2 separate regions of the Homo sapiens genome follow, and region 1 is linked to region 2. A link is an interaction called in ENCODE POLR2A ChIA-PET data of the cell type or tissue named here. Cell type or tissue: PC-9. All regions are shown on one strand.

What was found. ChIA-PET counts read pairs that join two places held together with the same protein. Peaks named below come from ENCODE experiments on the same cell type or tissue, not always from the same donor. Only the 100,000 strongest peaks of a DNase experiment are listed, where the experiment ranks them.
Region 1: POLR2A ChIA-PET joins it to region 2 with 6 read pairs; 2 of 35 experiments call an interaction of 5 or more read pairs at or near these places.

Annotation. Positions count from the first base shown.
Region 1 is chr2:233,272,833-233,277,832 of GRCh38, reverse strand. It overlaps ATG16L1 (autophagy related 16 like 1), which reads right to left. Exons shown (of 18, transcript NM_030803.7): 7 at 4,781-4,867; 8 at 4,056-4,112; 9 at 3,055-3,157; 10 at 160-265. It also overlaps SCARNA5. Among named protein-coding and RNA genes, the nearest start is that of ATG16L1, 24 kb to the right of the region's middle. In PC-9, no CTCF peak of the experiment used is centred here; no DNase peak of the experiment used is centred here.
Region 2 is chr2:233,558,884-233,563,883 of GRCh38, reverse strand. It overlaps USP40 (ubiquitin specific peptidase 40), which reads left to right. Exons shown (of 32, transcript NM_001365479.2): 3 at 1,081-1,148; 4 at 3,960-4,073. Among named protein-coding and RNA genes, the nearest start is that of USP40, 5.4 kb to the left of the region's middle. In PC-9, no CTCF peak of the experiment used is centred here; no DNase peak of the experiment used is centred here; H3K27ac peaks cover 1,678 bases.

The DNA.
Region 1 (5,000 bases), 290 kb after region 2:
TCAAACGATCCCTTACATAAAATGTATGTTTTGAGAAAATGAACAATTCACAGTGCCTGAAAGCAAGGTCAACCAGATGCCAGCAACACAGCTTCTTTCTGCAGTGCAAGGGTGCATCATCTCAAGTTTTCAGTCTGAGAACATGCAGCAGGCTCTCACCTCCAAATACTTCCCAAAGCTTAACCCTGCGGTCCATGCCTCCAGTGGCCAGTAACCGGGAACCTGGACTGAACTGCACAGCGTTGACTTCCCCATCATGTGCATCCTGCAAGACAAGCACCCTGTGTCAAACCCAGTCATTCTCATCCCAAGAGCTCAAGATGCGCGAACACTCCAAATGCCTAATTCATGGGGAAACACTCATCCTTAAAGACAGGTGGAGCCAATCATAAACTAAACTGGACTCCTAGCCCAGGTCAACTAAGATTCTATTATCATTTTATTCTTCTAGTTACAGTTGCATTAGAGTGCAGTGCAACCTTCTCAAAAAGTACTCAAAATCTGTGTAGACTGCTTAAAGTTGGTCCTTGCATTAATTTCATCTGTTCTAACAATAATGGCCTATATTTATCTTAATAGTTTAAAAGTAAACCTAGAATTAATTTTGGTCCAGACTGAGTTAATACTACTTATTGATCTACTAGTAATTACTAATTTACTAATAATATTAAATACTACATATTTAAATAATGTATAGCACATGGCCTCTCATAATACAGCTTTCGCAATGAGTCCTAATATAAGTAGATGGCAAAAACATCAATCTGTGTTATAATGGAATTCTATGTAGTTCTTTCTGGAAACATTATGGGACTAGTGTGTACTGGCAGTGTGACCTCTGCCAAGTTTCTGAAATCTCAGTTTGCTCAGCTCCAGAAAGGTTTTTGCAACCCAGAATGGTGCCTGTTAATGCATAAGCCTTAGATAAAAATGACAGTCGTTATTTTAAGAGAATTTATATTCTTCACAGGGAAATTTCTAATACTGGCATAAACACTGGCAAAAGATGGTACTTATGTTCAGGATAAGAAAGAAAACCAAGTAAAAAAGCATCCTGGCTGGGTGCAGTGGCACACATCTGTGATCCCAGCACTTCGGGAGACCGAGGTGGGCAGATCGCATGAGCTCAGGAGTTCAAGACCAGCCTGGGCAACGTGGCGAAACCTCGTCTCTTAAAAACTAAAAAACAAAAATTAGCCAGGTGTGGTAGCGCATACCTATTGTTCCAGCTACTCAAGAGGCTGAGGTGGGAGGATTGCTTCAGCCCAAGGTTGAGACTGCACTGAGCTGAGATTGTGCTACTGTACTCCCGCCTGGATAACAGAGTGAGACTCAGCATCCCATTCTAGAATGGGAAAAGGGAATAATCGAAAAATTCACTATACTCTCTTAAGAAGATTATGGGCAGTAAAATATTTTTGGATGAAATATAATGCCTAGAATTGGCTTCAAATTGCTCCAGCATAAGTGTGGGGGGGAAGAGATACTGCGTATGTTTGGAAATTTCTATAATAGAGAAGGAAAAGAAAGACTAGAAAACATAGACTATCAATATGAGATTGTTAAGTAGATAATCACTTGTCTAAAAGGTCACTTGGGGAAGAGAATATGTGATATTTACATTTGCTTGGGACTAAAAAAAAATAAAATGCTTGAAGTATCACGGAGGGAGTGACTATTAACAGGCTGGGCAACAGGCATCACTTTGGTAACTTCATTTTCCACTTTGCCTCCCTCTTGTGACCCACTGCTGAAAAGTATGACAGGTGACCAAACCTTTTACCCCCATGAAATTTCCTTTTCTTTTTTATGGTTTCTTTCTCCTTAGGAGGTCTCAGATTGAAAACTTGAGATCATGCACCATCACACCCATGACTGCCACTCGTCAGTCTCCTGTGTAACTGGTTTTGTTGGATACTCGTCAGCTGTGAGCCGATCACTCTCAGAAACACACACTGACAGAATCCCAAATTATCAGCTGCTCCATGATCCCATACACATGACTTAAATGTGACGGGAGGGAAAAAATGGGCTGCTGGGAGTTGAGGGCAACAAAGGGACCGTGACATTCAGTGCAATCAGACCTTTTACCAATCATCATCGACCTCTGCAGGTGCCCGGTGCATCATGGAATCACAGGAGTGGAGTGGGACTGGGAAGGGGCGTTGATGCGCCCCATCCCAACTCCTCCTCCAAAGCGGAACTCTCTTTACAACAGTCAAGGCAGTTCATCACTCAGCCAGTCCACTGTGTAACTAGCTAAGTCCCTCCTTATACCTGGAACCCAAAGCTCCCACCATATAAATTCCATCCCATTTTTACGGCAAAATCTTCCCTGCTTTGAAAGCTGGCTCCTTTCACTTACCCGCTGCCAGTTATTAGGCCAGTACTGGAGTCAGTCCAACTCTCCAGGTTCTGTTCTTTGTGCTCTGTTTCCTACCCTCCTCATGCTTTGACAGTTCTGAGCCAGGTACTGAATGTTTCCCCAGGCTGGTTCAATTTCTGCTCAACTACCCCAGCTGGGATGCAAACTACCTGCTAGTACTAGGACCCAGCTCTGAACTCCGGGTGACAGCCCTGGTATCCATCACCGTGGCTTCTGCCCAGGACTGCTTCCAGTCATAGACCCCTAATGGCTGGGAGTCATACAGATAGGGATATAATTCATGAAACCAACAGCTGTCCTACTGAACTTCCATAATACACCACTGACTGGCAACTCACTCTAAACTGGAGCCAATTGGTGACAATAATTATATAAATCCCTCTCCCATTTTTCACAATCCCTAATTACTTTTCCTTTGCCCCATCCCTCATGCTAGCAATCCTTTCTCAGTCAGCTCTGCCATTACAGAGGATGGTTGTAACAAATTTTGTCCTCTGAAACTAAGCAAAATATATCAATTTCTCACAGCTGACAGAGCCAAAAGGTGGAAAGGCTTGATATAAGTAAAACAATGGAATGCTTAGCTGCAGGCCTAGAAAGGACCCTTTAATTGCCAGGCTCTGTCACCATATCAAGCGTGGTAGGGTTCGGGGCTGAAGCATACTTACGAAGACACACAAGGCAGTAGCTGGTACCCTCACTTCTTTACCAGAACCAGGATGAGTATCCACATTGTCCTGGGGGACTGGGAAGGAAGAGACAGAGCGTCTCCTAAGAAATAACATAAAGACAAATATTAGACAGGATTGCAGAGGTTTACTGCTCATCAAATTGTTAGAAAGGACTCCAAGACGACCTTGCTTAAGCAGACTGCCTCTGTTGATAGCCTGTCCTTCTAGATTCTTCAAACTACAGAACAATTCACAAAAAAATCAAAAGCACCCTCACTCAAATGAGAAAGAGAGCCAGCACATGCCTTACTCTCCTGCACACTAACCTGTGGACTCCAAAACCCAACAATGAAAAGCAATCCTGAACAACTGCTTACCCAGTCAATAAGCTGCTGGGAAACTTTCTCAACTTAATGTAACAGCTAGCTCAGAGGTAGCTCTTTGGTCTTTTTTGCAAAACTATTTTATTTCTATGCCTAGTTAGAATCAACCTCATCACTTGTGATCAATGTGGAGTCTAACGCATGCCAAAAGAAAGCAACAAGAGCATGAGTACTGTACAAAGTGTTCAACCTGGCAGCCCTGCTCTGAGGGCTCCCGGCATTCCTAGGAACATGCAAAGCATCCTCGTTAGCACGTGAACATCTGATGACTGAGGGCAGTGAAGCGGTGATTGGCATAATTGTTAAGGACCCACACTCACATGCTGGACTAAGAGAGGATAATAGTTTCACCTGGCAGCATCAGAAGAAGAATGATGTCCCAAAAGGGGAGACTCGGACAGACTAAAGGGAAAGGCCAGAGATCAGCACGCAGCGAGATTAAGAGGAAAGGAAGTTGAGGAAAAAAGGAAGAAGCTAAATGAAAAGCTGATATTAAGGCATATGTATACTCTGCATCACTGACACCTGGTGTACATTTAAAGAATAAAAATAAGTCATGTACATATACTTAGGTATACTTATACACATTTAAAAAGGAAAGGTCTTCTAACCTACCCAAAGATATTAGTGATAGAATCCAGAAGGCCTCCAGCAGGCTGCGAGAGTCGCTTACTAAAGAGGAGGGGAGGATAGGTTTAAACCTTAGAAACATTTTGCCCAAATAATCAATCAATAAACAGCCCACAAAAACAGGTAACTGGGAATATGTTTCCCACTTAGTTCCCAAACCCCAGCCAAGAGAAACCCAACACAGTACCAAACTGCCAGAAAACAGTGGGAAGGGAAAGGGAAAACCCAGCCTAGAAGTTTCAAAAGAAACAAGGTTCCCTAGTATTAAATTAATTTCCCTGGAAATAAAGCATTAGACAACTAACCTCACAATTCCTGGCTAACTAACTTCACAATTTCTGACTGTTAGTAACCAATCCCCACTCTTGAAGGGCGGTGCGGGCGGGGGGAAGCCCTAGTAAGAATGAAACAGGATGATCAAACCTAAACAATCATTCTGCTTAATAAGGTTTCACTGTCCATATTTGAGTAAGCCACTACATTTTTTTGTATTTAGAAGCATTTGAAGCCACCCGTGTTCTGCTTCCCTCCCATTAAGCAGAGGTGAACTGAGAAAGACTGGACACCTCTGTGGTGTGTTCGACGCTGGGTGTCCCAGAAAAGGGGTAAGGGGTTGGGTGCATCTGACTGCATTCTTTGTCATGTCCACAGATGTGCCTTCATATTGCTCCTCAAGCTGTCTTTTCCCTGGCCCAAACCTGCCTACTTACGTGGCTGCTCTGCTGATGGCTCGCACAGGAGAGGTCTCTTCTGTGTGATCAGAAGTTTCATCCACAATGACCTCAATGTCATCATCCCTGGAAAGAAAGGCAAGACATTCTTTGATTCTCCTGAACAGTTCTGTGATTAATCGGTTCCGCAAATGCTAATGTCATTTTCTAGTTAGATCCTAAACCACTTGGCTATGACAGCAATGCGTTAAAGATTCTT
Region 2 (5,000 bases):
AGGCAAGAGTAGTACTGAGAGTCCCAGGCCAACTTCCTCTCCAGCAGAGGGGATTGCTGGCCAAGCATATGATTTGACATCTTAGTGCACAATGTGCACTGCTTGTATAGCTTAGCCTGAATCCTGATGGTGACTGACAGGGAGGTATAATTTGGAAAGAATAAGGACTGTCAGAGAACTGGCGGGGGAAATTTTGGAATAGTATTTTAAATAATAGGGCTACATTGGGTTCCATTGTACTCCATTACAATGTAGCTGAGAGTACTGGGAGATTATTATAAAAGTTTTTGTATGGTTTTATGCTTTAACTTGTAGATTTGTAGTTCATTTTTGCCGAGTCCCAGCACTTAGAAAGAATATAACATTCATTAACAGTAAGCACTAGGGTAGCAATAGTTTTTCAATAGGGAGACACATTTATCCCATTCCTTGTATCCCTAGAGTATATCAGAGTTTCCCAGTAAGAGTTCCTACCTAGGCTCGGATACAGACTTCTCAAAAGATTCAGGTATGCCCCATTGGGTGGCACATCACCTAGATGTTGGGTGATAAAGAAATTCTGGAGACTCGCATGGGGTTGCCAACTTCTTTTTCCAGATAAGACCACTGCCATCTGTTATTACCTTCAACACGGAAAAGACATTTTCACACCAAAAAAAAGGGCATCTCAGAGTAAAAGAGGATCCTTCCCACGAAAGGATGTTTGTTAGCCTTACATGTGGCAGGAAAACTGCAACACTACTGTATTTCCTGAGATTCTTGGGCTTTTGGGACCTGATGCCATAGACAGTGGGAAGCCATGAAAGATTTCTGATGTTACTGTTTTTAGTTTTATGCATAAAGATTATTTTCCTTTCCTAGAATTAGGAAATGCTGAAGCCTTAGCATGACACTATTTTCTTAGAGTCACTGGTTAAAAATGTTACAAGAAAGTAAAGTGTATAGAGTAAGGTATAAATATTGCCACAATCATATTTCTGAATCTACTTGATTTTACTTAAAGGTGGTCTTGGCTTTCTAAAACAATTTTTTAAAATGAAATGATGTCATTTGCATCTCTGATTCTACCTTTTTCTTTAGAAGCTCTATTTTCTCTTGGCCCAGAAGAGCTTGGTTTGTTTGAAGATAAGGATAAACCCGATGCAAAGGTATTTTTATTATTATTATTATTATACTTTAAGTTTTAGGGTACATGTGCACAATGTGCAGGTTAGTTACATATGTATACATGTGCCATGCTGGTGCGCTGCACCCACTAACTCATCATCTAGCATTAGGTATACCTCCCAATGCTATCCCTCCCCCCTCCCCCCAACCCACAACAGTCCCCAGAGTGTGATGTTCCCCTTCCTGTGTCCATGTGTTCTCATTGTTCAATTCCCACCTACGAGTGAGAATATGTGGTGTTTGGTTTTTTGTTCTTGCGATAGTTTACTGAGAATGATGATTTCCAATTTCATCCATGTCCCTACAAAGGACATGAACTCATCATTTTTTATGGCTGCATAGTATTCCATGGTGTATATGTGCCACAGTTTCTTAATCCAGTCTATCATTGTTGGACATTTGGGTTGGTTCCAAGTCTTTGCTATTGTGAATAATGCCACAATAAACATACGTGTGCATGTGTCTTTATAGCAGCATGATTTATAGTCCTTTGGGTATATACCCAGTAATGGGATGGCTGGGTCAAATGGTATTTCTAGTTCTAGATCCCTGAGGAATCGCCACACTGACTTCCACAATGGTTGAACTACAGTCCCACCAACAGTGTAAAAGTGTTCCTATTTCTCCACATCCTCTCCAGCACCTGTTGTTTCCTGACTTTTTAATGATTGCCATTCTAACTGGTGTGAGGTGGTATCTCATTGTGGTTTTGATTTGCATTTCTCTGATGGCCAGTGATGATGAGCATTTTTTCATGTGTTTTTTGGCTGCATAAATGTCTTCTTTTGAGAAGTGTCTGTTCATGTCCTTCGCCCACTTTTTGATGGGGTTGTTTGTTTTTTTCTTGTAAATTTGTTTGAGTTCATTGTAGATTCTGGATATTAGCCCTTTTGTCAGATGAGTAGGTTGCGAAAATTTTCTCCCATTTTGTAGGTTGCCTGTTCACTCTGATGGTAGTTTCTTTTGCTGTGCAGAAGCTCTTTAGTTTAATTAGATCCCATTTGTCAATTTTGTCTTTGGTTGCCATTGCTTTTGGTGTTTTAGACATGAAGTCCTTACCCATGCGTATGTCCTGAATGGTAATGCCTAGGTTTTCTTCTAGGGTTTTTATGGTTTTAGGTCTAACGTTTAAGTCTTTAATCCATCTTGAATTGATTTTTGTATAAGGTGTAAGGAAGGGATCCAGTTTCAGCTTTCTACATATGGCTAGCCAGTTTTCCCAGCACCATTTATTAAATAGGGAATCCTTTCCCCATTGCTTGTTTTTCTCAGGTTTGTCAAAGATCAGATAGTTGTAGATATGTGGCATTATTTGTGAGGGCTCTGTTCTGTTGCATTGATCTATATCTCTGTTTTGGTACCAGTACCATGCTGTTTTGGTTACTGTACCCTTGTAGTATAGTTTGAAGTCAGGTAGTGTGATGCCTCCAGCTTTGTTCTTTTGGCTTAGGATTGACTTGGCGATGCGGGCTCTTTTTTGGTTCCATATGAACTTTATTTTCTCTTGGCCCAGAAGAGCTTGGTTTGTTTGAAGATAAGGATAAACCCGATGCAAAGGTATTACATCTATGATTTACTGGGGTGTTTTAGCGTATTCAGAAAATTTTTTTTAAAGAAGGAATTAAGTGGCTTGTTCACAAAGCAATAATTTTATTAATTATCAAATATGCTCTTTATTTCCAGAAAGTGACTTGGCCTATACCCTATGGGTAATGGAATTTGCCTTCCGAGAAAGAATCAGTTTTCCAAGTACAATACTGCTACTGCTTTATAAACATGTAACACTCTTTACTATGCTTATTCTTTCTTCTGGTGAAGGAAATATTTGCAGAACATCCACATTAGCTTCCCCCAGAAGTCTATTTAAAGCACTTTTTTTGCAACAATACCGACCTCTCCACCCCACACAAAAAAAAATAGAGGCTAGTATTCTTTCAATTTGGTACTCTGGAAATAAATTGAGTAATGAGTTAATTATTTTGTTTGTTATTGTGGTGATATTTAAAGTGCATATCTAATCATGTTCCTCCCTGCTTAAACATAACTCAAAAGTTTCTTACCATGTTCAGGCTCAAATTTGTACTTCTTAGGAGTCTTTCATGATCTAGCCCAGTACTTCTCAGGCTACCTGTGTGGCAAAGGACCTGTTTTTGTGTATTTCTTTTTATTCCCAATCTGTTGCAGATTAGCACTTTTCTAGTATATAATAAAAATGCCATGGGAATGTCAAATTGCCATTACAATTTCTAAATGCTTATTCTCCTTTAAATACTTAAAGTCTAGCCTACAGACCAGACTCTGAGCAACATTGCTCAGTCTGCCCCAGCCCTCACCACATCAAGTAAGGCAGGAACTCACTTGGAGCCAGGAGAAAGTGAGGCAGGGTGTGCTGAGAACTCCAGAGCGAGATACAGTATTGTGCCTGGAAAATTTCTACAGAGGGGAAATTGTGTGTATCAGAGGTATTTTAGAGAAATAATGGACTATTAGAAGAGATTCAAACTACTGTCAATCTGTAATCAGTTGAGTGGTTTATTAAGGCCTATTTGAGTTTTAATGTTTGTCTGAACCATATCAAGGTAGAAAACTCCAAATAACTATTATTTTTTAGATTGCATTATAATTTTCACAGAAGAACTGAATCATAATTAGTTTTTCCCTTATAATAGGATATTTATAAACTTTCTCCTGAATGAACTGGGAGATATAAAAAAGCTAGTATGCAGTTGTTTTCAAAAGCCTTAGTCAACACTTAAAGAATTCATTTAGAAATGTGTTTGTTTCTCATTCAGGTTCGAATCATCCCTTTACAGTTACAGCGCTTGTTTGCTCAGCTTCTGCTCTTAGACCAGGAAGCTGCATCCACAGCAGACCTCACTGACAGCTTTGGGTGGACCAGTAATGAGGTACGAGGATCAGCTCTTTAAGGAAGAGTTACCAGCAATAGAGGAAAGAATAAGGCTGGTTTAATGTTATCTAACTTCCTTTAATTTTGTCTTAGGGTCTCAACATATTGTTTGAATGTTTCCTTCTCACATTAAAAAATTACAAGCCAGAAATATATATTTTTAGACACTTGCTGTATACAGGATTTTATGAATGGCTGTGATTTGGGGCTGGGGAGAAGATTGGAAAAACGGGGAGAAGTACAAGAGCTGATTTTTACAATTTCTACCCTAAGAGTCTTTATGTAGTCTAGTTGAGATACAACACCGATTACATGGAGATTACCTACCATTTATATAGGAAACTGTTGATCAGTTTTTTAGTCTTTGACCAACAATAATGGATCAATTACATTGTAAGTAAATTTTTAAAAATTCTTTGTTTGTTATGTGCTTTGTGTTTGAATCCACATGTTCTGATTTGAAGGTTTGCTTCAGTCAAAAAAGTGAAATGGTTCTTGGCAGGTCTTTTTATTCCTGTCCTGACTTTCTCCTGACCTTCTCCATTTTCTTTATGAATCTTGTTGTATGTGGGCTTTCTCTCACTTTCCTGTTTGAGTTCTAAAAGGCATTCTACTGTATACGAACACTACACACTTGTCAGCAATGAGTAAAGGTGCTTGTTGCACATATTGATGAGCTGTTATAGCTATACAAATCCAAACAAATCCCAGTCTACCATTTTTATATGGAATAGATGGATGTAATCCTGCAAAGACAGGTATAGGCAACTGTCACAGAAGTTAAAGAGCAAACGATAGGAATACTGTTATATTGCCTTTAATGGTAAACTCTGAAGGGTAGTCTTCTAACCAGGAACACTTCTTAACTAGGTGATACTAACTATGTGATTAAGGAGGTAAGGCATGGACTTTCAAGCAAAATGGG